Regions from separate parts of the Homo sapiens genome. Here all the other regions are linked to region 2. A link is a loop called in an ENCODE intact Hi-C map of the cell type or tissue named here. Cell type or tissue: heart right ventricle. All regions are shown on one strand.

The links. Peaks named below come from ENCODE experiments on the same cell type or tissue, not always from the same donor. Only the 100,000 strongest peaks of a DNase experiment are listed, where the experiment ranks them.
Region 1: it touches region 2 in a loop (2.7-fold over the local background); 21 of 110 quality-filtered maps call a loop at or near these places.
Region 3: it touches region 2 in a loop (4-fold over the local background); 4 of 110 quality-filtered maps call a loop at or near these places.
Region 4: it touches region 2 in a loop (3-fold over the local background); 12 of 110 quality-filtered maps call a loop at or near these places.

What each region holds. Positions count from the first base shown.
Region 1 is chr12:81,254,376-81,262,375 of GRCh38, forward strand. ACSS3 (acyl-CoA synthetase short chain family member 3) reads left to right here. Exons shown (of 16, transcript NM_024560.4): 16 at 482-6,835. The coding sequence ends at 547. It overlaps PPFIA2 (PPFI scaffold protein A2), which reads right to left. Exons shown (of 33, transcript NM_003625.5): 32 at 7,574-7,665; 33 at 3,600-5,285. The coding sequence ends at 7,607. Among named protein-coding and RNA genes, the nearest start is that of PPFIA2-AS1, 21 kb to the right of the region's middle. In heart right ventricle, a CTCF peak has its summit at 3,762 (motif pointing left); no DNase peak of the experiment used is centred here.
Region 2 is chr12:80,834,079-80,842,078 of GRCh38, forward strand. The region is part of intron 4 of LIN7A (lin-7 cell polarity scaffold A); the gene reads right to left. Among named protein-coding and RNA genes, the nearest start is that of MIR617, 5.4 kb to the left of the region's middle. In heart right ventricle, a CTCF peak has its summit at 3,478 (motif pointing right); no DNase peak of the experiment used is centred here; H3K27ac peaks cover 1,226 bases.
Region 3 is chr12:81,073,110-81,081,109 of GRCh38, forward strand. It overlaps ACSS3 (acyl-CoA synthetase short chain family member 3), which reads left to right and starts at 4,970. Exons shown (of 16, transcript NM_024560.4): 1 at 4,970-5,322. The coding sequence starts at 5,012. In heart right ventricle, no CTCF peak of the experiment used is centred here; DNase peaks (open chromatin) are centred at 4,422 and 4,902; H3K4me3 peaks cover 4,285 bases; H3K27ac peaks cover 4,655 bases.
Region 4 is chr12:81,125,167-81,133,166 of GRCh38, forward strand. All of the region lies in intron 2 of ACSS3 (acyl-CoA synthetase short chain family member 3), which reads left to right. ACSS3-AS1 (ACSS3 antisense RNA 1) reads right to left here and starts at 692. Exons shown (of 5, transcript XR_007063390.1): 1 at 418-692. In heart right ventricle, a CTCF peak has its summit at 3,969 (motif pointing left); no DNase peak of the experiment used is centred here.

The sequences.
Region 1 (8,000 bases), 420 kb after region 2:
CAGTAGATGTTTAAAATGCTCTAACTGATAAATGCTAATTTTGTAATTATTTTAGGAAATCTTAGGCTGATTCAATCATATGTTTTAATTTGTGTGTACATTATGTGTGCAAAGATATACCTATTTTTATCATTAAGATAATAAAAGGCAATGCAACAGTAAGGAGTAGTTATGTGAACAAGTGACAAAAAAGAAACATTCTTTCTACAGAAATATATAGAAGACTCTTAAGAGGAACTCCAACTCTAGAGAAAATACCATCTAGGTCCAATAGTTTTGCTAACTGAACTGTTTATTTTTTTACTCTGGAAAGCTACAGATGAGTATTAATATATTAGGTTCAAAGTTCCCTATTTTTAAACTTTCCATATGAATATTACAAGACAATGGGGAAAACAACATTGCATATAATTGTTTAATTATAGAAAGAGTAGAAGAAATTCAAGGAAGAGTATTCACCTGACCCTAATTTTTTTTCCAGATAACTTCTACAATTGAAGACCCCAGCATTTTTGGCCACGTAGAAGAAATGCTGAAGCAAGCATAATGAGTTTGTCTTATTCCTATTTTGAGTTGATTTAATTTCTTAATTGAAATTAAATTATTTGAGTTGTTTCTCAGAAATAAATATTTCAGTAGAAATTACTTGCAAAATGAAATGTGAATTGTAAAACTTGGCCTAAACAAATCTAATGAAAACATGTGAAAGACCTGTGCCTTTTTTTTGGTTTGACCCTGTTAGCATTGTTATTAGTTATCTATAACATGGCTTATTGAATGTCATCTACTGCTTTAGGAAAAACGTATCTAGTGTATTATTTTTAAAATTGTACCTCCCAAGAAGAACACTTTAATTGAAAGCAACACTAATATAGAGCCACTTCCTGAAACCAAGAATCTGTAGTTTTGATCCAAAATCTAAAACTTAAAGTCAGAAAATAATTAAAATTTTTCTTGTAGAAATTTTAGATATTTTCTAGTATTCTTTAGATGCTCACATTGTTTTAAATAAAATAGATGAAATGGGAAGTTTAGGTAATCATCTAGACAGATGAAATTATTATCTAGGTAGGAGGGCTTTTCTATACATTTTCTGAGGGAAAGCAGAACACCGGGGTTATAGCTATACCTTCAGGTCTTTTGTTACTTAGGCAAGGAAAACCACATGTCTGACCTGGTTCAGCATGTAATCCGAGCACTTTGGGAGGCTGAGGCAGGCGGATCACTTGAGGTCAGCAGTTTGAGACGAGCCTGGCCAACATGGTGAAACCCTGTAGCTACTGAAAATACAAAAATAAGCCAGGCGTGGTGGCGGGAGGCTGAGGCAAGGAGAATCACTTGAATACAAGAGGCAGAGGTTGCAGTGAGCCAAGTTCCCCCACTGTACTCCAGCCTGGGTGACAGAGTAAGACTCCATCTCAAAACAACAAAAACAACAAAAAAACCACATGCCTGGCGGAGAACAAAGAGATCATTTAGTCCAATCTCTTCATGGAGATGAGGGCTCCTGGGAGCCCCTCTTCATGTCTCAGGTTCTTAGTTGACTATGTTTATCCAAATGATTCCAGATTCCTGTGGAAACAAGGAATCGATGTACAAATGGGGTAGGGTGGCAAGGAAAACTCTTAAGAGAGAAACATCAAGGTTTTCACATTAGGTTAAAGACAAGAAGGTTTCTAGGCAGGTAGTGTAATGTCTAGGTGATTTTGAAGTGAACTTAAGCCACTAGGTTTGAGGGACAAAGGACAGTAGAAAATGGTGAAGACTGCAGATCACCTGCTATACCTCAAGGAGCAGCGGACCCAGCAGAATATGGCCCAAAAAGGAGGCAGGTCTCCTGTTGCAAGAGCCTCTGTTTTTTTAAAGAGAAAACAAAGAATCCTGGTTTTTATGTGAAATCTCTAATTTTAAAATAATAACTCATTAAAAATATTGTAATGTCCAAAAGTATCTTTCCATTTAACTTCTAAAAATCTCTTAAATGTTTTTTTTAAATAATTGTAAAGTGAGTTTTTGTTAAGCTTATAGGAATGGGCCAGTTAACTAAGGTAGACAGATGTAGGAAATTAAATATTTGATTTACTTAGGGATCTATATGACATCAGTTATCAAAGAATACATTTTAACCCAAAAGTATACCATGCTCATTGTATCTTTGATCGTTCTTCAAGTATTTCTCAATCTTTTAATCTATCAGGAACATTACTATCAAGAGCAGATTGTTGTAACATAATACTCAGGATACATGAAATGTATGTGAGAGATAAATAGATAATAGAAAGTTTATTGTTATAAAAATGACCTACAACTTATATAAAAAAATTCTGAAAATGTTGACTTTTTTTGGACTGAAGACTGCAAAATAAATGGCTTCTCAAAGTAAATTCCTATTTACTTAAATTGCCTTCTTGATTGTTACACCTGGAAAAATATATTCATCTACTTTTTCCTTTTAATTATGTTAGTAGACTGAATTAAACCAGCTACATAGACACTCTCTCATTTGAAGCTGTTGGGATCCTTGAGTTGCCTCTTTCATTGGTACGTTTTATCCATTGTCACAACTGTGGTCTTCATTAATAACTCATTTTAATGTCTTAGGAGTAGAATGTGTTTCCTTATTTTTTTTCAAATAAGAGTCAGTTAATTTGAAATGGCAAATTATTTACCTGAATGTGTATCATTGTTCATTTGCAAGGTTTAAGCTCAGGCAGATCCAATAATTAGGTAAAGGTTGCATCTTTGGTCCTCTTGCACATTTTTTCTGGTAATCAAATCTGAAGCGACATCTCAGCAAGCAGACTTGGGTTATTTTCCACTAGGATGGGAATGGAAAACAGTGCTGGAGACTGGGGAAGTGGCTATTTCCTGTGTCTCACTGGGGAATTGCAAGATCAAAGAATGTTGTTACTTTTATGTGATGAAAAAATAGGGCAAGAAAGATATACCTGAATCATCAGACTGCTTAAAATTTGGGAGGAAAAAATTCTATTTTACTACTAACCATAAATCACTTTTGCTAGATAGTACTTTAAAGATTCTGAATTAAATGTATCTTTAAAAACAACAATATAATATTACTAAAAAATGCAGACATACTTAAACTTGCTAGAATAAATTCTGTGAGGTCTTCGTTTGGTATTTTCATAGGATTTCTTACTGTTAAGTTATTGGAAAATGAAAATATAAAGTGCTTTCAGAAGTTATAGTATTTTCCAATTCATTGAATTACTTTGCTTGTGAAAATATATTAAACATATTTAAATGAGACCTATCCTACATTTAAAAACCAGTTTTGTTTATATAAAATTGTATTTGAAAGGTCCTGAACATTAAAAATGTGAAAATTTATAATGTTGATGATCAAAAGTAACGTGTTGAGACTCTGAGCTTAATCCATTAAATGGATTTTAGAATCTAGTAGAAGTTATCTTTCTTATAAATTAAAACATATTTTATGCTTCTTTTTTGAGGGAAATACCTGGATCTTTTGCATCACTATATGTTAGTGTCTATTATAGATGATTAATCTTTCTAACTTGATCTTTAAAAGAAAGAAATTGATTTTAGTGATTGAGTGTTATATAATAGTAGATACAAATCTAGTTATGGCATTATAATGTCGTAGTTCCTATATTCTATTTCATTTCTATGAATCAAGATGCCCATGTTTAGATGAGCTTAGAAAGCTACTTCTCATTGTTCCTACTCAGGCCACATTTTTAGAAAAAAATTTTAAGATCACTCCCATAAGCAAGTTTAGATCTCCCTCTTGTGGCAGACTCAATTTTGAAGCTAAATATTTGGGTCACCCAAAGAACACATTTCCTGATAGTTTAAGTAAATTGTCGAGCCTTATGTGACTAGAAAACAAAGCTTAAACAGAGAACTGGAATTATTATTTTTTTTATTGACAATGGAAAGGGTTTCTGTTATCATTACCTTTTGACTGAATCTGTTAAATAAAAATAGACATCAAAACAAATGTAATGTACGTGCAAACATAGCAAATTAAAATACAGAAAAGAAATTACTAATGACAGGTCTTGCGCTTAATAAGATCAAGCAGCAGAAAATCAGCAGTTAGATAAATGGTATTATTAAATAGGCTTTACTTTGAATCTCCCATATAAACAAAGAATAAACAACAGTAACACCACCAAATAAAGCCACAGGGAAGAGATTACTCTTCTATACTTTTATACACTATATATGTTAATCATTCTGTCTTTCATTTATTTCCTCTGATAAAACTGACTTCAGGGAAGTCGCAACAAGGCCATCTCGGCTAAAAGCTTATAACATTAGACATGAGTCTGGCTAATGCCCTGTTACATTGACAAAAGGGAAAGGTATCTTGGGTTTCGTTTTCTCTAGTGGAAATGAGCCTCAGACTCTGCGGTGGTTGACATTCACTGTCCAGTACTGGCTGGCATTTCAAGATATTTGAATGAACATGTGGTTCTTAGTAAAGAAGTTTTTTTATCTTTTTTTTTTTCTTGGTCCACAGGTAACAAGAGAAGATTATGGTTTTTTAATATAAATTTTTAAATAATTGCTTTTGACCCTTGTAAACAGCTTGGCTTTGTTTTGTATTGAAAAGGAGATCAAGCCATCACAGTGCTATTTCTAAAGATATAGGACATCCCTGATTGCCTTTAAAGCTCTATTTTTGGCTCCGGTTCCAGGTTAAATCATTCTTTTTTACATGATCAGAGGCAGGTTGTTCAGCTTTAAGTATTGACAGACTTGAAGGAGAAACACGTTGAAGCATGAAACATGCTTCAAGGAAACATATTGATTTGACTATTAACAATCCAAAAACTGTAAAAATGGTGGAATGGTAAAATACAAACAGTACTTGGAATTGTCAAATGTTTGCACTCGAGACTCCATGAACCATATATTTTATTTTTTAAAAAATCATATTTATATCCATTTACATAAGACTTACACATTTAAAAAGAAATGCACGGTAATACATAAATGCCTAGTATATTACAATAAAACATGAAAAACAACTGGCTTCATTTCATAAAAGCATCTGTTGTACAGAGTTTATGATGTAGATGATGTTTATTATTCAAATGACTTAAGCATTTTATTACAATTTGTAGTAAACTAATCAAATGTAATATCTGACTCCCCCCAAAAATCACATTTTTCAGCTTTTAATAAGTCATGACGTCATTATTTCCTTAGAATTCAGTTTTCACAAAGGTTTTCACTGCTCGTCTTCTTAGATGGTAGTGCACTTTAGGTAGAGTAGACTGAAAAGACGCCATCTAAAATATACAATGGATAGCATTAGTTCACTGAAAAGTCCCAGACTGGGAAATCTCATTCTACTCCTCTGTGGTGTACCTCCACGCAGCCTGCTTACTCCTGTCCTAGAAGATCATGAGAAGGAAATCATCTAGGATGTAGCCAACAGCCGTATGTAATTAACATTTGCTTTTCTCCAATTTGGTGCAGGGGAGCTTAACAAATAATAGAATTTGCTCAACTTTGTGGAAAGTATGGCAGTAATGTAAACAAAGGTAGTTATGCAAAATGTTAGCATGCCTTCTGAAAAATTTACAACTTGCTAATTAATAAATTGGGTTGAATTGACCTATTTCATAATGTAGATTTATATTCTAGTTCATATATTTTAGAGTTCTTAAAAAATACCTTTATTTGTTACAAAAACATAACGATAATAAGTCACCTATTGTAAACGTTTGTGTCAGTAGTATGGCATTGCTGATTGTTTTCAGCCATAATGTACTTAGAAAAAGCTCACAATTGCTATTACTGACACAAAAGAAACAGCAAGTAGTATGCTCTGGATTATTTTAATATCAAAAGTGTTGTTGTTTCACCCAAACAAAAAATGGTTGTCCTAGATTGAATTATTGTAAATGAATACTGTTATCCCAATTAATGGTAAAAACTAGGAAATATGAACTAGAATGTCATGCACAAAAAACAGATTGCAAATAGAGTAACTCTACCCATCACTTAAGAGCTAAGAAGCAAGCACTATTGAACATATTAAATAGTCATTTGTAAATTAGTGAAGTGTTCATTTCCTGAAGAAATTATAATGCTATGTGTAGAATCTAATATAAACAGTATTTTGGGAGACCTCTTATTTAGCCAAATTATTATATACTTTAAATCATGTCTAATTAGGTGCCAAATTATATACCATAATTAAAATTTTAATGTAAGGGTTGTACATTCTGAAATTAAATCTCTTATCGGGATGCTTTTCATTTTATCAGCTTCAAATAGTGATCCAAATAAGGCAGCATATCTGCTCCCATCCTAAGCCCAAAAGACCAACAATAAATTGTGTGGCACTTTTAGTTCAAGGCAATGAAAACAGCACAAGGTGAGTTGTTCCTCTGTCTATAACTGTTTTCTCTTAACCCTGTGCACACATTTTGTTCTAAATATCGCTCTTAAAAAGTATTTTTCTAAAATATTGATTCATCGAAAGTGGTTAAATATTTTGGTAAAGCATAGTTTTAGGTTGAAAAAAAATTATGAACATTTGACATTTATAAATCTAAGAAACCACAGTTTTACTATTAAGACTGTTTTTCAATAAAACCTCATTTTTATATGGATTTTAAAGTAGCTTTCATTAATTGGTATTTCCTTAAAATCAAATGCTTGGTATTTATGGTTACATAGGAAGGTTTTGTGCTGGTCCTATTCTCCATTCTTAAAGTAATTTTATTTTGTTCCTATATGTCTTAAATACTTAAAATTTATATTTGTTTTTAGCAAGTGTAAATCAGATTGATAAGAAACAATGTAATAAAGGTTTGAATTTTTCACAGTTTCTACTATTTATTTATTGATTTATTTTAAGACGGAGTCATGCTCTGTCACCCAAGCTTGAGTGCAGTGGCACCATCGCTCACTGCAACTTCTGCCTCCCAGGTTCAAGTGACTCTCTTGCCTCAGCCTCCCAAGTAGATGGGATTATGGGAGTGCAACACCATGCCTGGCTACTTTTTGTGTTTTTAGTAGAGATGAGGTTTCACCATGTTGGCCAGGCTGGTCTCTAACTCCTGACCTGAAGTGATCCACCTGCCTCGGCAAGTTTCTATTTTTTAATATGAAACCATCTCTAAATCATTTTCCTGTCTGTTGCTATTTGACTCGGTGAACTTGCTTAAATCCCTATCCGCTACCTTGGCTTCCTTATATAAAATATACACTTAAAAAGATAGGATTTTTTAAAGTGCTGAATTATTATCAATAAAATGCTAAGTTACTCAACAGGAAATGGTACTAAAAAGTAGAAAACAGTGTAGTGGCAACCCATTGATGTGTAATAATACAGTGATAGGCCTCCAACAGGCAGACCTTAAACCACAGGAGACAGATGGTGATAGGAAATGCTAGACTAAGTGTTACAATATGAAGATTTCTTTTTCCCCTGAAGCAATTCAAAAGGGTTATCTCATTTCTGTACTGCTAGGGCATACCAAAGAGTATAGTGTATATTTATTAGTCTATGTAGGTTCCATTTTTTTGTCTTTTTTTTTTTGTCAGCCAAAGGGAAACTACTCACAGCAGGTCAGTGCTGCCTCCTTTGAGTGGCTGGTCAACATGAGTATGTGCGAACAGTGGAGTTGTCTAACCTCTGCAGTCTTGATGAAGCAACTGCAAATGGAGAAAAGGGCTTTAGAGGGACTTGGATGATTGAGTACAAGATTTCAGATGAGAAAGATTTATTTTCCCTGCATACAGGGATTCCGAACATATTAGTAGACCTTCTTTCTCTCAGATATAAGCCACTCACATTCCTCTTCTCTAGATCAAGTTCCTAATGAAAATTTATCCCAATGTAAATGACCTGAGCTTTTGAGTTGTTATGTATTCTTCCTTAGATAAAATCGGTAACAAGAGCAGCTCCCGAGGGTGCTTCTGATTTTGATATGGAGATTGCTCTTAGAGAACTCATTATAGTGGATTTTTTTTCCTTTCCAAGTATTGAA
Region 2 (8,000 bases):
GGTAGAAGCTCAGAGACTGCCCAGAATCCTCAACTCTTCTGATGTCACATTTTACTCGATTTTTAAGTATGTAAGGACTACCACATATATAGTGATTAGTTCAGAATGAAAAATCTATGTTGAAATGGTAGTGCTGGGTGATAAGATAGGTTCAGGCTGATGCTAGATCAAATCTTGTATACTACATATACAGATTTTGACTTCAGGATCTAAAGTCTTATGCTTTGGTTCTTATTCAAATTTATATTCTTAAAGCTTAAGATATGCTATATATTTACACAGTTGGTGATAATAGGCACCTCTGTAAATAGAAAACATGACTTCTCTTGAGAAGTGATTTGGTGTCACTGAAGGGCAAGGTCAATAATTTACAATTCAGAGTAAGGTTGGCTGTGATAAAATTAGCAACTAATGATTTTGTATCTATGAGAGAAGAGAAAGAAACCCAAGTAGGAAAGGCCTATGATCAAATGTGATTCATTTGCAAATTTATTGAAACAGCCCATACCTCCTGGCTGAACTTAGAAAGATGTAGTTCTAATACCACAATTGCTGATACTCATTTCCCATATCTGAGACTCAGCAACCAACATTTGAGTTAAAGTTTGGTTATCTCACATGAACCTGTGAGCAATCACATGTGGCTTGTGACATGTCATCTGATTGCCATATGTATCAGTGTCTTCTGTTTTTGAGAATATAATTAAAAACAGAACAAGATATAAATCCATTATGGAAAATTATATAAACCCTTAGACTTACACTTGGCTTGCATTTCACTAGGTATACTCATGTAGCTGTGGCATATTAACATTCCAACCTTGCTTTAGGCTAGTGCCAACAGTCTGTAGACCAGCATAAATAAGTTAGAAGAATGTTCCTCCCAAGTTAGGATTAAATCGAATCATTGGCTTTTCACTAATGTTTAAAGCAATCACTGGTAATTGGGCTTGGTGAGTTCCACAAAATATAAATGATGCTTTTTTGGACCAGCACAGGATTTCAAGACAAATATTCTATTCATTTGAGATAAACCACACATTTCTCAGCTAGAACAGAAGAAGGACCATTACTTGGTTTACATATTCTGTTTTTGTAAATTAAGGAAAAATGTTGCAATAGGAAACATGGAGAGATGCATCTGGAAGTTTGGTGAAAGGCTGTTTAATAATAATATACAGCAACAATGCTGTGTAATTGTGGAAGCATAAGTCTTATCTTTTAATGCTGTATTTATCATTTCTCTTTTTTATCCTAATTACTATTAGGAAAGGTAGACAGGACAGGTGTTGTTACATCAGTCCTGCAGATATAAAGACACCAAAAATTCCAATGACTTGCCCATAATCAACCCACCAATGACAAGGATCCAATTTCCTCTGAAATTAGAGTATTTAATGGGGGACTTTTATTGTCTCTTGAAGATAAACAAAAAGCAGAGGAGATGACTTAAACTGGGCGGAGAGTCTAACTCTATAGGGAGATAAAATTATAAGAAAGAAAAGACTATTATCTGATTTAAAAGAAAAAATTTATAGTTACTGGGTATTTAAAAGGTATCCAGCGTAATGCCAGACACTCTTACATACTTTCTCTTATTTAATCTTTGGATTAAACCTGTGAGAAAGATATTGCTATTTTTGCTTTACGTATGACAAAATAGAGTCTCAAAGAGTAAATAAACGTATTATGGTTAGAATAACCTTAACTCCTGAGAAACCATAAGAACTTGAATTTGAATGAGTCCCTTTTGAAATGTTGAAAATATCAATTCACAATAAAGTAAAAGTTTGTAATTTTCATTAAATATGATGACAGAAAAAAAGGGAAAATTGCTCTTAAGTTGTTATCATATGCAATATCCTAGTCAAGTGATTTAAGGATATAGAAAGAAAATTTCAATACAAAAAATAATAATAAGCTAACAGAAAAAAAAAGTAGAATACATTTCATTTCATAATGAACAGCCTCAGGATGTATTAGAGACTCTTGGCATATCATCAGATTTCAGAATTGATTTCAGATTCCTAATGCACTTAGAGTAAAATGAAAACTTTTGGGTATCAACCTTAAAACTCCATTGGTTGGCTCCCAATCAGTTCTTCAGCCTCATCTTATCCCACTATGTATACTTTAGTCACTTTGTTCTTTCAGCTGCTCCTACATGGCAAATCATGGACTTCCTTATCTCAAGACCTTCACACAAGCTCTTTCTTATGATAACAGACTCTTCTCCTTAATCTCAGTTTAAATGTCACCCTTCAAAGAGGCCATTTCTAACACTATTAAAACTAGCTCCTGGCATGGTGGCTCAACATCTGTAATCCCAGCACTTTGGAAGGCCAAGGCTGGTGGATTGCTCGAGCTCAGGAGTTTGAGACCAGTTTGGGCAACATAGTGAAAGCCTGTTTCTATCAAAAATACAAAAACTAGCCGGCATGGTGGCATGTGCCTGTGGTCCCAGCCACTCAGGAGGCTGAGGTGGGAGGATTGCTTAGTCTGGGAGGCAGAGTTTGCAGTGAGCCAAGATCACGCCACTGCACTCCAGCCTGGGCCACAGAATGAGACCCTGTCTCAAAAAATAAATAAATAAATATGTATATATATATATTTTAAAAGTAGCTTCTCTTGTTCCATTACATGGCTCCTTGTTTTCTTCTTTCCCCTCTGTAACACTTATCACAGTGTTTAATTATGAGGCCATGTTATATTCTGAAGTATTAATTCGTGTTCTTTGTGAATTTTCCCTCCCATTCTGCTTCCTTCAGCCCACACCTTAGGAGTAAAAAAGGACTGAAAAATATCTGAAGGTCTTTGCTGTGCAGCAGAATGTTTTGGCTGCATGTTTTCACGTACATTTTTTTTTTTTTTCTCATCAAAGACCAGGCAAGATGGGGGGCGGGGAAAGAAGGAAGAGGAGTCTGAATGGCTTTATTGATTGGATAGGCAGAAGCAGAAGGAGAAAAGTCTGAAAGTGAAAAGGGAAGAAAGAACTTGCATTGTCAGAACTAGGAGTAGAGTGGAAAATATTCAGTGTGTGCTGTTTTGAGACTAGAAAACCAACGTGCCCATGCTCTGTGGACAACTGGTTCCATTCCATAGCCCTATACACTTGTAAGCACTCTAGATTTATGATATTTACACATTGTAGAGGACTGGATAATTTCTCAAAGATATTAATATCAGGTCCTATTCCCCAGAACCTGTAAATATTACCTTTTATAGAAAAAAAGGTCTTTTCAGATACAATTAGGTTAAGGATCTTGAAATGAGGCGATTACCCTGCATTATCTCAGTGGGCCCTAAGAACTCACAAGTATCCTTATAGAGGGAGGTGGGAGATTTGGCGCAGAGAAGAAGGTAATAACGTTACCATGGAGATAGAGATTGGAATGAGGTGGCCACAAATCAAAGAATGCTGCAGTCACCAGAAGCTGAAGGGAGCAAGGAACAGATTCCCCAATAGCACCTCTAGAGGGAGCACAGCCCTGTTGATGCCTTGGTTTGGAGCTAGTGAAACTGATTTGGGATTTTTGGCTTCCAGGGCTGTGAGATAATACATTTCTGTTGTTTAAAAACCACCGTGTGTGGTAATTTGTTATAGCAGCCATAGGAAACTAATATACACATAACGGAGTTAAAAAATCCTGTTACTGTGACCAGTGTGAACCTGAACAAAATCACTGGGAGCATTTCCCTTAGGCTGGGATAACTGATGGATATGTTACATTTATATGTATGTATTTATCATCATCATCATCCTCATCATCATCATCATCATCATCATCATCATGTTCTTACTTTCTACCAGATTATAACCCTTTTTTTTTGTTTACCACTCCATATCCAGGACTTAGCTCAGTAGCTGGCACATAATAATTTCTCTACAAATAATTGTTGAATGAAAGAAAAGCATTGCTAAAATAACAGCACAAATAGAAGGAAAACACAAACAATAAATGGTAAAAATAACTATGAGAAAGACTGCACCAGTAACTAAACTGAATAGTCAAATACCCATTACCAGCAATCTAAATAGAGATTTAGGTCAGTCTGATCCCATGTGTGGGAATGCTTCCCTCATTTAGAGACTTGCCGTTTAGCACCGACTGACTGTGAGTGTGTTCTGGCACTGACACACTATCAGCACAATCTCTTGTATGCTCAAAGCTCAAGTTGATCTATGAAGGAATGAGAGACCTGGTGCCCATTCTTGCAGGCTGAAATCACCAGGTGGGAATGTAGTTGTTCTAACCTGTGAACTATAGTTACCTGTGCTATTGAGATAGCACGATATTTCCCTGTTCTGCTTTTTAAATTAAAAGATCTCTTATTGTGAGCCAACTCAGAATGAAGGGGGGTAGAATACTGCCTTCTCAGTGTTGCAAAATATACCAGATCATGCTGCATTGTTTGTGCTCTTCTGAAAGTGACTGGGATAAAACAACATAAATGTACTTCTCTTGGCTTCTTCACAAATGTGAGTGAAGTGTCACATGATGTCATGCCGAGAATAAAAATTTTCAGCACTTAGAACTGAAATTTCAGCTTGCACTCCTATTTAATTATAACCTAAACAGTCCCCCACTCAGCTTCTGAGAAAGGTAAAGCATCTGCTAACGACTTCTAGGAATAGAGAGATTGTGAGAATAGCTTTACTTGAGGTCTCTTAGCTGGAATTAAGCTGGGGATCTGTGTGCCAGGCCTATAGGGGAACTGAAGACTGAGCTTCTGTCTTTCCCCTCTTCATGCAAGCATCTGCTCCCCTCTAAGGGCCAAGTGGCTTTAGAGAGTGCTTGTGGACCAGGGCTGTTCAGTTAGCCGGGAATGCAAAGTGCCTGGTGCAAACTGGAATGATGCAGATATGGAACAATTCAAACACATTCAAACCAAACTCTTCACACATCTGCAGTGGTGAATTAGAGTACTGAGCCATTTGAATCAGAGTAAATTCCTTTTCAAAACCTTACTATCTTTAGAAGTGGTTTTTAACTTTTTAAAGGTCAAAGTCTCTTATGAGTAGTTAAGAAAAACAACTGATCTCTCTCCACCAAAAATTTACTTATGCAAACCCATAAAGGCTAAGAAAACTTGATCTTTTCTACATTGTACATGAAAGTACTAATTTATTAATGGCTAAGATATTTATTTACCTTAAATTATGATTAATAAGGCTAGACTGCCTGAGTTAGAATCTCTAGTTCTGCCATTTAGTAGCTATAGGAGATTGGGCAAGTTGCTTGATCTCTCTCTTCCTCAGTTTCTTCATTTGTAAAATGGGACTGATAATAATAACACCTACCACTGAGGATCATTACGGGTAAATAATGAATTCATTATGTAGAGTGCTTACAGCAGTGTCTGGCATTCAACAAATATATAGAGAGCTTTGACTATATACAGGGACTGTTCTAAGAATTGGGATAAGGCAATGAATACAAATTACTGCCATCATTGGAACATGCATTTTATTGTGAAACTTAAATCTTGCAGTGTAGTTCATAGCAATTAAAAAAACTTTTTATGTTTTCTCTTTGTTCCGACACAGATAAATAAGATCTTAATACAGATTTCCCCTCTGGGATGCTGTAGCTTCACAGAGCTCGAATCTACAGTTCTAATTTTTATTTCATCTTCATCCCACACCTGACAGCCATTCTGCATAAGTAATTTGGGCTGTGAGTACTTACTTTCAACTTGATATAGGTATTTATAAAATGTAAAAAAAGCCGATGGCAGGAAAACAATTTATTCTGTCCCATCCCTAAACTTTTATTCACTCATCTGTTATGCTTAAAAATCAATTAGCAATCTGTATACACTGTATAGACAATTTTATTTAGTTTTAACTGTAAAGCTAGGTAAATTCAGCTGCAATTTCCCACCAATGGTGCTCTAAGACAATGTTTGCATTTCAGAAGCAAATGAGGGCTTCTTTTCAGTATGCCATATTTTTTTTAAGTCCTCATGCTTATATTTTATCTTTCTATCCTTTTCTTTCCTGTTCCTCACCTGCCTCTCTCCCATCAGTACCAGTAAAATATCACCTTTTGGACTTTCTTGCTTTATAAAAATAAATAAATAATTATAGATTTAAGAGAAGTTGAAAAGTAATGTACAGGGACATCACATGCATCCTTTACCCAGCTTTCCCCAATATTAACATCTTACAAAATCATATTAAACCAGCGAATTGGAATTGGTACAATTCAGAGAGCTTACTCAGATTTCAGTGGGATTTGTTTTTAACATAACCAGTTATTACATTTGGTAAGCATCAGTTATGATTGCAGTAAAGGTTGAAATCCACTTTCTCACCTGCGTGCACGTGTGCACGTGTGTCTTTGGATGTGAGTTCATGTGTGCTTTTGTGTGTATCCATTGGGTTGTGTGTGTGACAGAGGGACAGAGAGAGAGAGGGAGGAAACACTCCTGGCCCTACTCTTTCATGAGACTGTGTTTCTGAGGAACAAATGAGAGAACATAATGTAAATACTGTTAAAAAAAACTATAAAGTACTAAATAAATAAAACATATTGTGTTAGATTTCTCATCTTTCCATTCAGAAAAAAATGTCTTATGAATAGGGTACACAGAGCATAGGTAGAGCCTACTCATCTGCCTCAGAGTGTAAGGCAGCATGTGTGTGTTGGTCAGGGGAGGGTTATATGGTACTCTCAGCAGAATCCCATTGGAAGACATAGAATCACATAGTCACAGACTTAGAAGGGACTTTGGGGCCAACCATTCCAACTCTGTACATGGTACTCATATTTTGAAATACTCTGATCAGGTGGTCTCCTAATCTCTGATTAAAACTTCAAATGATGAGCAAATTCTGCCTTATGATTTAGTCTTTCTCCATTTAGAGAGCTTTAAGTGTTTAAAAGCTCTTTATTATAATAAGATGACTACCCCATGACTTTTACACACTGGTCTTGGTTCTGCCATCTGGTGCCCCATACAATGGATGATAGCTGAAGACAGTCATCATTCCCCTAAATATTCTCTTCTCCACTATAAACAATTCAAGTCATTCTTTAACATGTTCCTCATATACAAGGTTGCTCTTCTCTGGGTGAGCTTATTTTTCTTTGCAAGGATGGAATGAGCACAATAGGGTGTGAGCTTAAGCCCAGGAGGCAGAGGTTGCAGTGAGCTGAGATCATACCACTGCACTCCAGCCTGGGCGACAGAGTGAGACCATGAGAAAGAAAGAAAGAAAAAAGAAAAGAAAAGAAAAGAAATGAAAAGAAAGAGGGAGGGAAGGAAGGAAGGAAGGAAGGAAGGAAGGAAGGAAGGAAGGAAGGAAGGAAGGAAGGAAGGAAGGAGGGAAAGAAAGTACGAACAGCACCCTCAAGAGCTGGACCAATCTCTTTCTGTGTTCTATACAAGATATTTATATCAGAGCCCCTACAATCACATTATGTTTTGTCCCCCTCCCTCAACTTGCTTTATATTCCTCTTGAAATCAACATTAAAATTCCCTAAAATTTTTTTCCCCAGGCTTTGATATTTAGTTGTTCCTCCCTGATTCTGCATATATGTAGCTAGTTTTTTTGGGCACAGGAGCAGGACTTCATGAAGATTCTTATTAAAATAGGCCTATTGTACCATTCTATTGAGACTTTTTATATCCTGACTCTATCACTAAATATATTTACGGTTGCCGCTGGCTCCACATTGGCTGCAACCCTTATAAATAGTCCTTGAGTTCTCTCTTAAAATTGCGGAGAAAACACTTGAGCATAAAAGGGTGAAAAGGAGATCATTAGAAAGCTATAAATTCTTACTGTAACATTTTGACCTCCTATTAATGTTAAATTTTAATTCAGCATTCAGTTGTAAGGTTTCACTGAGGATTGATATAAGAAGTAGCCATACACCAAAGGCCTCTGTATTTTCTATGGAATTGTATTAGGTGGTTCAATGTCTCATTTGTAACATTCCCATGGGAAATTTCTCTTGGTGCCTAGGGATAGAAAAAATTTTCTCTCCCA
Region 3 (8,000 bases), 240 kb after region 2:
AAATATTAGTAATTTTTATTGAAAATATTTGCCTACGTCGTTGTTCCCTTCATGTTTTTCTCAAATAGAAGTAACTAGATATGGTTTTTTTTGTTAGTTCTTTTTTTTTTTTTTTTTGAGATGGAGTTTTGCTCTTGTTGCCCAGGCTGGAGTGCAATGGTATGATCTTGCCCCACTGCAACCTCCACCTCCCTGAGGCAATTCTCCTGCCTCGACCTCCTGAGTAGCTGGGATTACAGGCATGCACCAACACACTCGGCTAATTTTGTATTTTTAGTGGAGCCGGGGTTTCTTCATGTTGGACAGGCTGGTCTCAAACTCCCGACCTCAGGTGATCTTCCCGTCTCGGCCTCCCAAAGTGCTGGGATTACAGGCATGAGCCACTGCGCCCGGCCAATATGTTTTTTAATTAGAAATAACTTTCAGTTGTTTTGTTTTTTCAGAAATAAAAATAAGATTAGTGGAGGATATTTGGCTGCTAGAATGAACTGGAGTTGTAGAATGCCTTCCCATCTATTGGAATGTTACATGTTTTAAAATGATTCTTTCATCTGCCTTTTTCTTCTTCTTCTTTTTTTTTTTTTAACTGCAGTTACTATTTGGGAATAAAAAGAAAGTTTCAAAATAGGAGTCTACAATTTTATTACTATGTATGATTTCATTTTAGACATTTAAAAGCTATTTTTTAAGCCCTGAAAATCAGTATATTTTCCAGAAACCCTTTGTTAAATCATAATAAACTTGCAGTGTTTCTGCAGGGGCAAACTTCAGCTCAGCCCTGCTGCACAGATGAAGTACTTTATGCAAACCCCTCCACATATACTTGCTAAGTTTTCAAAATATTCAAGAAACCAGAAGCATGGAAGTTACAAGCAAACCTTTTTTTTATTTTTTTGCGACAGAGTCTTGCTCTGTTGCCCAGGCTGGAGTGCAGTGGCATGATCTCGGCTCACTGCAACCTCTGCCTCCCAGGTTCAAGCGATTCTTCTTCTCAGCCTCCCGAGTAGCTGGGACTACAGGTGCTCAGCACCACGCCTGGCTCATTTTTGTATTTTTAGTAGAGACAGGGTTTCACCATACTGGCCAGGCTGGTTTTGAACTCCTGACCTTGTAATCTGCCCGCCTTGGCCTCCTAAAGTGCTGGGATTACAGGTGTGAGCCACTGCGCCCAGCCACAATCAAACATTTTAGTAGCTCTAATACTTGTAGTTAGACATTTGGCTCTTAAAATAGTTAGGTGAAAATATAAATTTTGTGGCCAGCAGAATGCATTATTTTAAAATTGTTACAATTTAACTACTTTCTCTTTCTCTTTCTCTCTCTCTCTCTCTCTCTGGTAAAAACGTTAACCTCTGCTAGTGATGACCAAACCTGGTAAAGATTGTAAAGTGGGAAAAATTGGATTGTAGGATCCTTATATCTTTTCTCTCTTTTAATTATAGTTCCACTCTGTTCTTCCTTTGTATTTCAGCATTTTTTCCTTAGGCATTAGTATTCTTTTTTTTTTTTTTTCTTTTGAGATGGAGTCTTGCTCTGTGGCCCAGGCTGGAGTGCAATGGCCCGATCTCTGCTCACTGCAACCTCCGGCTCCCGGGTTCAAGCGATTCTTCCGCCTCAGCCTCCTGAGTAGCTGGGATTACAGGCCTGCGCCACCACACCTGGCTAATTTTTGTATTTTTAGTAGAGATGGGGTTTCACCATGTTGGCCAGGCTGGTCTCAAACTCTGGACCTCAGGCGATCCGCCTGCCTCAGCAGGCATTAAGTATTCTGACTCCAGTTTTCTCCCCTCCCTTCATTCTTTCTTGAGCAAATTTCCACACCTTTTTATTCTCTCTGATCTTTCTCTGCACTGTCTCCATTATTTTGCTCTTTCCATTTGCTAGAATGCTTCTCTTAAATAATTTTGTCAATAAATCTGCTTATGATGTTTTAAAATGCCATCCTGAATAGCATATTAATTATACCATTATGACATACAATGAAATAAATACTATGCATTAATAAGCTGGAGTTTTAGCATGCTTAACCATTGAAAAGATTGTGATTACCTTGTACCTCAAATTAATTAAAAATATAATTTTATTTTTTGAAATAATACAGAATTTATATACATGCTTAAATTAAAATTGTTTCTTTTGAGAGGTTCTGATTGTTAAATTTTAGGTATGTTAATTTGCAGGGTTGAATTTTTAGATTATTTGGTTGTTCACTGGCTTGGCTGCTGTCCTAAATTAGCTTGGCTTGCTACTGACCCAATGCTAAGCAGTTTACACATATTTGAACCTTGCAACAATCCTGTGAAGTAAGATTATCAGCTTCAGATTACAGATGCAGAAACTGCAGTTCAGAAAATTAACTTTCCAAATTTTCACACCTAATAAGTGGCAGTAGTGTAATAAGATTCAACCTGAGACTTCATGGCTCATGATTTTAATCTTTTCATATGCTTAATGACCAATCAACAGGCTCTTGGTGTCTTAATTTAAAGGCTAATAGTTTATCCTGAGGTACTGACTTGCATTTGACACTATTTACACTCGTCTGTCTGGCTGTTTGTCCAGTACAATCTTCTAGTTCCACTGGCCTTGCTTGCTCTACCTGTACACTGAACACTCTCAAAACCAGACCCACTGCATTTGCTGGATTGTGTCTACACTTATGCTCTCCCTTCAGCCTGAAATGGAGCTTACAGTAACAATCTATTGTATACAATTACTTTCAAAAGAAAAAATGGTATACTGATGGGTCCAGAAAAAGTGGTTTCATCTGGCGATACGGGGGTCTAACTTTGCCTCATGTGATCTTGTAATCAGTTCCTTGTTTTTAAGCTCTGAACTTCATACTTCCTTCTGAACCTTCAGAGGAACCCAGCACCTCCAAAACTTGAGACATACCAGGTTCCTAAGGAGAAAATGGATTCTCCTTAGGAAAATCTATTTTCTCCTCCACAAGCTCCTCCTCCCACTTTTAAATCATATTCCACAGATTCATCTTCTTTCTATTCTTTCATTTGGTTTCTTTTCTTTTCCTGTTCTCTTTATCCTTGTAGGATTTTTACCACGACAACCGCCCTCTTTGATTCTCTTTCAGTGGAGTTTCTTTAAGGAGAAGAATGAATGTGGCTATTCAATTTGTCATATTTTACTGGAATTCTAAGATTTTTTTTTTTTTTTTAAAGTAGAAGATACTCAGCCTGGAATTAAAATGGTGGACTTTGGAGTCAGATTCCCCTCCTTGTTCAAGTTGTGGCACAGAGATAAAATGATCGTATTTGCACAGTATCCTGGAGTGAGTGACAGGATTAGAGTGGGTTTTCCCCTAGCCCTCCACCTTGAGGTGTCAGTAAATTGTATCACGGCATATCTGTAATTCAAAGCATCTGGGCTTTGAAATACTGGGCATCCATAAAGTTTGAATCCTGACTGTTTCACTTGCTAGCTGCGTGGCCTTGGGCAAGTCGATCTATCTCTATACTAGCTCCATTTGTAAACATGGGATTATGATTCCCACTTCTTGGTACTTTCATGAGAATTACAGGAGCTAACATTTGTTTAAAGTGCCCAGTATAATGTGAACACATGCTAGGTGCCAATAATAAATCTGTCGTTCTGGAAGGATGAAGAGGTTAAATGGCTTTGTAACTTTCTCTGGATTTAAATGGTGACTGTGTCTTTGGCCATTCGACATTATTTGATTTGAGACCTTTGGAAGGACTAAAGTAGACTGCAGATGTCAGGGAAAAGTCTAGTGCCTTGCCTCTCAGTGGAAAGGGAGGTGGTTATTTAAAGAAATATTCTCTGTTTTGCATTGCACTTACCTCTGTTCTGTTTAGCCTTTATCTCCACATTATTCTTTTCCTGCAGAATCATTTGTTTACGGATTCTCAAGTTATGATCCTTCCCAAGGTCAGGGGCATGCCACTATTTCTCACCTCAGATTTGGAAATACGTATCTTTACATTTAAAACTGCAAATACTGTCACACCAAGACAGAATGTGTTTGGCATAATATTAAGGCAAAAGATTGCATCTGAATCTCGCTAAAGCATGAATAATAGCGGAGCTTGACGAATGTTAAACCTAGACAGTACTATATACCACCTTTCTTTTTACATTTTCCCAGTTTCCTCTTTTGATTCATCTTTACTTACTTCCTATTTTTGTTTTTTGTTTATTTGTTTGTTTTGTTTTCTCATTAGAAAAGCCACAGAAACTCCAAGCAGGCAAATTAGAAGGGAGGCAATGCAACAAGTCCTATCTGTTCTCTGTCTAGATCACATGCGGAGTCTGGTCAGCAGGTGAATCCGCATCCCAGTGGGGTCACCTTCCCTGTGACCTGTCAATCACCCCAAGAAGCACTTCCCAATTTGTCTGGCACAACCTCCTTCCACTCCTCCTACCCTCTCAGTGGTCAGGAAATCCCGGAGCAGTCCTTGCCCTGGAGCTGCTTGTGTTTTTAGTAACCAGGGACTGAGCTGATTTTGAAAAATCAATCAATCAATAAATAACAATCAAAGAGCCTTGCCTCAACGCACCGAGTTGCTGGTTTCCTGCAGGTCAGAGGCGATGCCACCTCCACCAACGACCTTCCAAAGATTAAACCAGCCGTGTACAAACTGCTGGATTGAAAATTGAGAGATGGGCCGTTGGCCTCCTCCTAGGAGTACTTGTGTGTTGAAATCGGAAGGACGTTCTGGAGTTTGAGCGCGATTTTTCCCGGAAGGCTGCGGGGTTGGAAGTGCATGTTGGGGTTTGGATCTCGTGCAGCAGCGCAACTAACCTGCTGCAACGGCGCTGTGACACCCCTGTCCCGGGGCCCCCACTTTAGCCTGTTGCTTCTCTGGTCGCTCCAGGTCGGTTTTTCCCGGCGACTCTAGTGTGGCTTCCAAACTTCTGGGCTCTGGGCTCACTTCGGAATTTGCCCCCGCCCCCTACTCCCTTCCCTCAGGCCCCAGGAAGTTGCAAGAGTACCATTTGTCGCACACTCGGGGACCGCGGGTGGCCGGAGGAGATGAAACCGTCTTGGCTGCAGTGTCGTAAAGTCACCAGCGCCGGGGGGCTCGGAGGGCCCTTGCCTGGGTCCTCTCCGGCCCGGGGAGCCGGTGCGGCCCTCAGGGCTTTAGTGGTCCCGGGCCCGCGGGGCGGTCTCGGGGGCCGGGGATGCAGGGCACTGTCCTCCGGCAGTGGCAGCGAGTACAAGACCCACTTCGCAGCCTCGGTGACCGACCCCGAGAGGTTCTGGGGCAAAGCTGCCGAGCAGATCAGCTGGTACAAGCCCTGGACCAAAACGCTGGAGAACAAACACTCGCCCTCTACCAGGTGGTGAGTGACTTCTGTGCCAACCCTGATCCCCCATCCCTGGTAACTTTTTGGGCGCCAGGACCTCCCTGGGACCTGGAATCTGGCATTCTATCACGAAAGAAAATTGAAACTGGAGATGTGTTCAGACCCCTCAATTCGTGTTTCATTTCAATTTCATAGTCAGTTCTCTTGCCTTCTGCTCTTGAGAGACCCTGTTACCTATTGTGAACCCAGTGTCCCATAAACGGGAGATTTACCTGACTGGCAAGGTTCTGCTTTGGCAGTGGGAATAGTAAGAAAACTAAAACAAGATCCTGCCTCCAGGGACCGCACAGTCTAGTAAGGGAGATACTAGGTAAACAAAGCAAGCGGTACAAGAAACTAGGGAATTATAACTAAGTATCCTCCTACTATGGGGAGGGAGGGTTAAGAAAAGACTTCAATAAAATCGCACCCCATAAGGGTTTGGAAGGATGGGTATGTCTTCTCGAAGTCGACAAGGCCCTAATTATCAAAGTTCTAGAGGTGAACAACAGCTTGAACTGTGACTGAGACAGTGACTGCCAATGATTGTGTTGGCTGGAGAGGTGGGAGGGGAAGTGGTGAGTCAGGGGCTGGGTCCGGAAGGGATTTATGTACTGTGCTAAGTAGCTTGGATCAGATCCATAGGCCTGTTGTGTATATGAAGCTGCAGTATGGGGTACCCAGAAAGAATACAGATAGATATAGGCCAGGTGATGTTAGAAGTCATGGTAGGAGTAAAGTCTTCCACCTGGAGTTGGAATTATAAGAAGTTATAAGCATGATTTTTTTTGCGTTACAACAAACGCAGACACATTGTAGAATAAATATCAAGCTTGCTAAGATACTGAGGGTGAAGCACAGTCAGTGATACTCTTAGAGTGTGGCTCCTTATGTGTCTGCCCTCTGGGGGTGTGATTGCTCTCATCTGCCAGCCATTAGAGAGGATGTTTCCTGTAAAAGTTTGAAAAACACTGCTCAGCAATGAGATGAGGGGAATGATATGGTCAGGTTTGCAGTGGACGAATGGCTCTGTGGTCAGAGCAAGAAATCTGGAATGGAATTGGCTAGAGCCTGTTCTGTGTCTCCACCATGCCCAGTCCTCTCAAAAGTGTGTGGGGATGACATGGTGTTCCCTTTAGAATCTGAGCACCTTGCCCCTTCCTATCAATTATTTTTTCAATAGTATTTGATCGGTCCTCTTTTCTGTGCCAGACAGTGAACAAGACACTGGGTGTTCAACAATGAGTAAAACCTAGTCCCTGCTTTCTAGAAGTCATAAAGATTAAAAGCATGGACTCTGGGGCCAGACTACCTGGTCTGAGTTTGGCTTCTCACAGTTACTGACTGTGTGTTCACAGTCAAGTGACTTAATCTCTCTGTGTTTCACTTTCCTGAAATGCAAATATGGAAATAATTGGAGGCTTAACTTAGTAAAGGATGAAGACTATGTCTTTATACACTAGACCCTATACATGTTAGAGGAAGAATAGCTCTCTTTGTATTCTCAGACCATAATTATCTTAGGAGCAGGAAACTCTCCTAGTATTCCTCAGATGAAAGCACAGAGATTATTGCATCACTGTTTCTCAAAGTTCTGTGTACAAATATCTGTCATAAAATATGGTACTATAAATGATTTTATGTGGCCATCTCCATTATAAAACTAATGTGCAGAGAATTCAGTTAAGAAGCCACAGGTATATTCTAAATGAAAAACAGTGAGGGCCAGACCTAAGGCAGTGGCAATAAGAATGGAGGAGAAAGGACAGATTGGAGTGATTCGAGAGGACAATTAGGGATCAGCAAAGGCCCAGGAGAGAGCTTTGGAAGTGAGTGTCAATGTCCCAGCAAGTAGAGCTTAAGACCAGGAGATTTCCTTTTCAATAATTTGCTTTTTCTTTGTAATATCTAGTTGCTTGTCTACATTTTTTTAAATGGTGTGTATAAGATGTGTTTAATGAGAAATTTTGTGAAAGGGTCACTATATTTTTATAGATCACAATTTGATAACACCGTATCTGAATTCTTTATCTTTTCAGTCTTGAACTCATGCCCAGAAAATCAAAGTGAAGAAGTGATAAAACTTTGACTCTATTTATTTCAGCAGTGCGATTCAATCTTAAAAGAATTCTGGTTGGGCAAGCAGGGTTGGGAGGGAAGTAGACGTAGGAGACCAATCTTAAATTTCAGTTAGTCAGTAGTTTCAATTTGAATCTATGACTGCATTGGATACCTAAATGAAGATAGTCCTGATTGGTTAGCAAATTTCCACAAAGCCAAACAGAAGGGCAGACTGAATTTACTTTTATTTTGTTTGGCTTTATATCCGCAAGATCTAAGGCAGAGCTGGCATATAAATTTTTAAAGTGAGAGTCAACTAACTGGATACATAGCTTTGATGATTTTTGTTGCTATAAAACAAGACACCTCTTTGGGAGGTGATAAGTGGATTTAGGCACAATTTGGTGTGAAGGAGCTTTACTTACTTTCTTTGAAGCTGGGATCTGGAGAAGGGAGATATTGACAGCCAAGTGCTTAAGCAAAACAAGGCGAGATTGCTATAGCTAATTGTTCTCTCCTCTGTGGAGCTGGCATATGTGTAGTCACAGTCTCTGATGCCCTTCGGCTTCCCAGAGGCAAGAGCGATTCTTCATTATAAGCTTGTCTGTTTGTTG
Region 4 (8,000 bases), 290 kb after region 2:
TTGCGCCACCGCACTCCAGCCTGGGCAGAAGAGCGAGACTTCGTCTCAAAAAAAAAAAACAAAACAAAACAAAAAAAATACATAAATGTTTCTACTACTAGCTAGTTTCTTATCTATTTTCATTCACTGATTAACTTCAGAAAAATGCCTTTTAAATTTCCTTACCACACACATAACCAAAACCCTCTAAAATATGCTACTGCCTCATTTAGCTAAGGTAATTAATGCTTTCTTCTTATTAATTCCAATAGGTGTTCAATATTTTACTTCCTCTCTTTATTATGTCTAACATTTTTGTCCATTCTCTGCCAGTCTTCACTTAACTTCTATATACCATTCTGCCCTCATTTTCCTTTCTTTCCTGTGTTCATTCTAATTATCCTTCTTAAATGCTTCTTTTGCCTGTCCCTTCACTACCTGCTTCTAGGTTGCCTTCTTTTTCCATTTTACACATCCCGCCTGGGTGATTATATCTGCGCCAATGGCCTTTTTTGCCACATATGTGATGGTTACTCCCAGTGGCAACGCTGGCTATTCTCAGTTCTGTGTCATCAGCCCACATCTCTCTTCTGATGTTGAGATCATATGCAGGATTGCCGAGTAGGTGTCTATACATGGTTGTTCCACTAGCGTCTCAAATTTAAACGTGTCCAATGTGAATGGCATCACTTTCCAATCAGTTGCTAAAACCCAAACTGTGGCCCCATTCTTAATATTTCTCAAATAAGCTTATTTATTTTTACCCCTATTACGCAATAATCGAGTTTATGCAATAATCATTACATTAATGATTCTAGTTTATGCAATAATCATTACATTTTAAGAATGTGGAAAGCACTTACTTTTAAAGAGGATGAACATTTTTCAATTATTACACATTGTTTTTCGGGTTAGTCTAAACTCGATGGGCATAACAAGACTCTGTATCATGTCTAATATTGTTTCTTCATGCCTTTCCAGTTCATCTCACAACCCACTTCATCCTGAATGTTTTCTCTCTCTATACTAAACTGCCTTCACTTTTTCAGCCAAATGGCACATGCTGTGATGATTAGAGATATTGGCAGCAACTCTCCAGTGAGTAAAAGCAGGAGAAAGTTACAATTACCCAATTATTAATGTCTATAGTGGAGAGATGTTAAAATGGTAAAAAGTGGATGCAATCCTTAATTATTCTTTGTCTGTGTATTTTCTTTCCTTTTTATTGCATGCACCCTAGTCCTGTTGTGTGTTAATAACAGGCATCAATTGCATTTTCCATTCTTTTAGACCTTGGACTTCTCCTTGACGTAGAATTATTTTCTCTGTCCACAATGGCCTGTTACACAGAAATACTGTTTTAAAATTAACAAAATATGCTTTACAAGATGTGATGAATTCTGATGATTTTCTTGTAAATTTTAACATAAGTATCAAGGAAATGGAAGACAATATTCCTTATCAAGACTGAGCACATATACATAGGGAAATACAGGATTTAACTAATTTTCTGTGAAATTACAGTCTGAAAATCACAGTAGTCTTGAAAGCAAAGATTATTGAAATACTGATTATTTTGAGCTTGAACTAAAGGGATTAAATAATTATCTATTTCACTTTGCTTGTGAATACATAGTCTGAAAATGACTAAATATTGATTGAAACCCATGTGTGAAGAAACTGGTAATGAGAAAAATGATAATTCTGAGTAATGGTATTTACTCTTTCATTTGAAGAAAATTATTTGAGAAGAAATGTGCTAGTAAATGTTTTCTAGACCACTATCAGATAACTATTTTGAATGTAAGATAGCGTTTTGTAATTGTTCTTGAAAAATTTAATACAATGCGATTCTTAAATATAAAATAAGTATTCCTCTGTGTTTTAGATAAATAATAATACATTTTACTTGTAAGTGTAAATGTAATGTTTTCATCTTTAAAAGAAAGATTTTTCTTTTTTAGATAACATCTCTAACTTTCCTGGTTTTAAGAGACATATCTCAAAATAAATTGGCTTAGCATAATATCATCTTCAATGAAAATTATTTCAATGCTGTATCTAATAAATTGTAACTGTCTAAAAATGTTACATTTCTAGAAGCTTCTTATGTTATATGAAAATATTTATATTCCTGAAAAATTCTCTTCCAAAAAAGATAGTTTTACTATCATTCCAGATCTTAAGCAGTTTTAGAATAACTGATTATTTTCACAGATATTTACCTGAATGCATAGTTAATGCATGGACTAAAGAATAAGTTGTTCATTGTAGTTAAAATTTTAATCTTTTCAATGGCTGCCTGTATGTGTACAAGTAAAACAAACAAAAATGTGTATGATTAATATGTTTAAAAGTAAGGTGCAAGTATTTTATATAACTCTTTCTATGGAAATTATACATATTCTCAAGAACAATTCATTTATCCATACTTTTAGTAATCTGTTTCCTCAGATATTATAATTGGTTTTTAAATTAGTTTTATTTTTTGTTACGGTTTAGACCAGGGTTTGCAATGTAACATTGTGGCATTTTGAAAATATGCATTCCCTGTCTGCTTTTTCATACAGTTTTCTTTGATGTGGTTTTGAAGTTGCCCATGATCACTGCATTTTTACTACAATTTGGAAACTAGGGAACTATCTTTTTTCGTACAAGCATGATTTTCCTTAGGTGAGCACACTTGCTATTTGTGAAGCAAGTGATAATTTGTTCTGTAGAACATAGCTTTTTGCCAATTTTGACTAATCTTTATATTTGAGCTATGAGCATCTGGTCACAAAGTTATACTACCCCAAAGACTGTTTTTGAAAGATTTTCCAGAATGATAACATAAAATTTTTTATTAATTTAGTTTTCATTATTCATAGCAATATGTTTTCATTTTATAACTGAAATTTAAAGCTTTTACTTCTGTCTGATGCATTATATGTTATATTTATGTTATTTATAAACCAAATATATGTGCATACCATTTTATAATATATAAATTTCAGTTGTTGCATTTTCTTTACAATTATTATTCCTGTATGTGATTTTTTTTTTCCAGACTCCAAATTTCTTTGGTGTAAGGACCAACCATTTCCTTCTTATTTTTGTACCTGTAGACTTAACCTCAGTTTAGGACATACAGCTGATACTACATAAATTGAACCAATGACAGGACATTTATGTGTTAAAATGGCTTTAAATTAGTACCAAAATGATTCATCTAATTTCTAGTGGGAAGAGTCACACATTGTTATATCTAAATAAATACATTTTTTCATTTCCTCTAGGCTTCCTTCGCAGCCCAGTAATTCACACATTGGTAGCATAGTATCCTCATGCTAGCTGGCCTTGCTCCCCTGGGATCTGTATTGCCCTTGATGTCAGACTGAAAATCAATTTTACTGGTCTATCCTTGTGTAAAACCATCAAGTTATTGACAAATTTAAAAACAAATTTAAGAAGGTGCAAAGATGAATGTGAATTGGGTGAACGGCACATGGTTAACTTTTCTTCAGTTGAAAAACTATTTATTATAAACAACCTATATTAAAATATTTTCCCTTTTGCTAATAATAGAAATTGTAACTCTACACTCAGACATTTATGGTAGGATAAGAATATGTCATTCCATAAAAATAATACCTGTTTTCTTCTTTGATAATTTTCCACCTGAAGTTGATAAAAACTAGGTGAACCCTGAAATAGCAGTATCAAATGCCTTCTGTTTTGGAGTTCCAATAATACTTTATTTGAGTGATTATGAACTCATATGTTTTCCCATGCATATTCTCATACATATATATTTAGATTTACAAATTATAATGGAAAATTTTACCAGAGTGACATTTAGCCCTGAAAACTACTGGAAAAGAAAATCGTACTATTGATTCTGTAAACCTTTTGTCTGTAGACCAGCTCTGGTGTGGTTATCAGGTTATCAAAACATTGAGGAGCAGCTGAAACAAGCAAGGCCAAATAGACTCCATCTAGTGGTTACACGGGACTGGTGCAGCCTCATTTAACTAAAAATTGTTTTCAGGGCAGTGGTTGACAACTCAGATGCCTACAGAAGAGGGTGGATGGGAGAAAAATCAATTGTAGGTATGTATCACACTTTCTGTATGGTTAGGGAACTATGGTGTAAGCATATAACATAAAATAAATAAGAGGTAAAAAATATATTTTAAACTCAGAATGAAAAAAAATGCAAGCTGTATGATAAATGCCCCTGGGAATAGTGAGTTCTATGGCAAACCACTAGGCTGATCATCTGGTTCAATTGATTGCTGTTATTCAAGAACACAGGCCTGGTGCTGCTAGACTTCACAATTTTTCTAGAGAAACTGGAGATCTAGATTTGTATGTGAAACCTACTAAATTTAATATGCTGGTTCATTTTCTTAAAATGTGATATGGCCCCAACTTAAATACATCTTGGTCACATTTGGCTGTGACCTGCGATTTTGAGATCTTTGTTTCACACAAGGTCTTGAATTTTTTTTATTATACTTTAAGTTCTAGGGTACATGTGCACAACGTGCAGGTTTGTTACATATGTATGCATGTACCATGTTGGTGTGCTGCACCCATTAACTCATCATTTACATTAGGTATTTCTCTTAATGCTATCCCTCTCCCCTCCCCCCACCCCATGATAGGCCCCCGTGTGTGATATTCCCCGCCCTGTGTCCAAGTGTTCTCATTGTTCAATTCCCACCTATGAGTGAGAACATGTGGTGTTTGGTTTTCTGTCCTTGTGATAGTTTGCTTAGAATGATGGTTTCCAGCTTCATCCATGCCCCTACAAAGGACATGAACTCATCCTTTTTTATGGCTGCATAGTATTCCGTGGTGTATATGTGCCACATTTTCTTAATCCAATCTATCATTGATGGACATTTGGGTTGGTTGTAAGTCTTTGGTATTGTGAATAGTGCCACAATAAACATACATGTGCATGTGTCTTTATGGTAGCATGATTTATAATCCTTTGGGTATATACCCAGTAATGGGATTGCTGAGTCAAATGGTATTTCTAGTTCTAGATCCTTGAGGAATCGCCACACTGTCTTCCACAATGGTTGAATTAGTTTACATTCCCACCAGCAGTGTAAAAATGTTCCTATTTCTCCACATCCTGTCCAGCACCTGTTGTTTCCTGACTTTTTAATGATCGCCATTCTAACTGGTGTGAGATAGTATCTCATTGTGGTTTTGATTTGCATTTCTCTGATGACCAGTGATGATGAGCATTTTTTCATGTGTCAGTTGGCTGCATAAATGTCTTCTTTTGAGAAGTGTCTGTTCATATGCTTCACCCACTTTTTGATGGGGTTGTTTGATTTTTTTCTTGTAAATTTGTTTAAGTTCTTTGTAGATTCTGGATATTAGCTCTTTGCCAGATGGATAGATTGCAAAAATTTTCTCACATTCTGTAGGTTGCATGTTCACTCTGATGGTAGTTTCTTTTGCTATGCAGAAGCTCTTTAGTTTAATTAGATCCCATTTGTCTATTTTGGCTTTTGTTGTCATTGCTTTTGGTGTTTTAGTCATGAAGTCCTTGCCCATGCCTATGTCCTGAATGCTATTACCTAGGTTTTCTTGTAGGGTTTTTATGGTTTTAGGTCTAACATTTAAGTCTTTAATCCATCTTGAATTAATTTTTGTATAACGTGTAAGGAAGGGATGCAGTTTCAGCTTTCTACATATAGCTAGCCAGTTCTTCCAGCTCCATTTATTAAATAGGGAATCCTTTCCCCATTTCTTGTTTTTGTCAAGTTTGTCAAAGATTGGATGGTTGTAGATGTGTGGTGTTATTTCTGAAGGCTCTGTTCTGTTCAATTGGTCTATATCTCTGTTTTGGTACCAGTACCATGCTGTTTTGGTTACTGTAGCCTTGTAGTATAGTTTGAAGTCAGGTAACGTGATGCCTCCAGCTTTGTTCTTTTGGCTTAGGATTGTCTTAGCAATGCAGGCTCTTTTTTGTTCCATATGAACATTAAAGTAGTTTTTTCTGATTCTGTGAAGAGAGTCATTGGTAGCTTTATGGGGATGGCAATAAATCTATAAATTACCTTGGGCAGTATGGCCATTTTCACAATATTAATTCTTCCCATCCATGAGCATGGAGTGTTCTTCCATTTGTTTGTGTCCTCTTTTATTTTGTTGAGCAGTGGTTTGTAGTTCTCCTTGAAGAGGTCCTTCACATCCCTTGTAAGTTGGATTCCTAGGTATTTTATTATCTTTGAAGTAATTGTGAATGGGAATTCGCTCATGATTTGGCTCTCTGTTTGTCTGTTATTGATGTATAGGAATGCCTGTGGTTTTTGCACATTGATTTTGTATCCTAAGACTCTGCTGAAGTTGCTTATCAGCTTAAGGAGATTTGGGGCTGAGATGATGGGGTTTTCTGAATATGCAATCATTCATCTGCAAACAGGGACAATTTGACTTACTCTTTTTCTAATTGAATACCATTTATTTCTTTCTCCTGCCTGATTGCCCTGGCCAGAACTTCCAACACTATGTTGAATAGGAGTGGTGAGAGAGGGCATCCCTGTCTTGTGCCAGTTTTCAAAGAGAATGCTTCCAGTTTTTGGCCATTCGGTATGATATTGGCTGTGGGTTTGTCATAAATAGCTCTTATTATTTTGAGATACATCCCAACAATACCTAGTCTATTGAGAGTTTTTAGCATGAAAGGCTGTTGAATGGTGTCAAAGGCCTTTTTTGCATCTACTGAGATAATCATGTGGTTTTTGTCTTTGGTTCTGTTTATGTGATGGATTACGTTTATTGATTTGCCTATGTTGAACCAGCCTTGCATCGCAGGGATGAAGCCAACTTGATCATGGTGGATTAGCTTTTTGAAGTGCTGCTGGATTCGGTTTGCCAGTATTTTATTGAGGATTTTTGCATCGATGTTCATCAGGGATATTGGTCTAAAATTCTCTTTTTTTGTTGTGTCTCTGCCAGGCTTTGGTATCAGGATGATACTGGCCTCATAAAATGAGTTAGGGAGGATTCCCTCTTTTTCTATTGATTGGAATAGTTTCAGAAGGAATGGTACCAGCTCGTTTTTGTGCCTCTGGTAGAATTTGGCTGTGAATCTGTCTGGTCCTGGACTTTTTTTTGGTTGGTAGGCTATTAATTGTTGCCTCAATTTCAGAGCCTGTTGTTGGTGTTTTCAGGGACTCAAATTCTTCCTGGTTTAGTCTTGGGAGGGTGTATGTGTACAGGAATTTATCCATTTCTTCTAGATTTTCTAGTTTATTTGCATAGAGGTGTTTATAGTATTCTCTGATGGTAGTTTGTATTTCTGTGGGATCGGTGGTGATATCCCCTTTATCATTTTTTATTGCGTCTATTTGATTCTTCTCTCTTTTCTTCTTTATTAGTCTTGCTAGCAGTCTATCTATTTTGTTGATCTTTTCAAAAAACCAGCTCCTAGATTCATTGATTTTTTGAAGGAAATTTTGTGTCTCTATCTCCTTCAGTTCTGCTCTGATCTTAGTTATTTTTTAATCTCATTTCTTTCAGAGGACAGAAAATTGGTGGGCATCTTCCATCAACACTGTAAAGTGAGACTGGATTATAAAGTTACTGAATTATTGGTAGTGTGGGCCTTGGTTGAATGTCATTTTTATTCAACTGGCATAATTCAAGATGCTGAAGTCACAGCTTTGGCTATGACTAGCTATTCTCGTTGGTCTCTCTCAGTGTGGTACCTTAAATGATGTACCTAGTAATGTGATAATGAAGCATGGTCACTTTCTGCAGGGGTTGCACACTGAGATGTTTGGATATAACTTTCCAATTTTTGTCTTGTTTTTTTGAGTTCCATATATAATTCAAGTTCATGATTTTTATTACTTTGGTGTATCTTTCTCATAATCTTCTGCTAGCGTCTTTGAAGTTCTTGAAACATAGCACTCAATTATAGAGTTTGCAATATAAAGTAGAATAAAACACTAAAATCGTGTTTTTTTTTTTCTTTCTGTCTTTCACCAGATCCCTTAACCTTCACCACA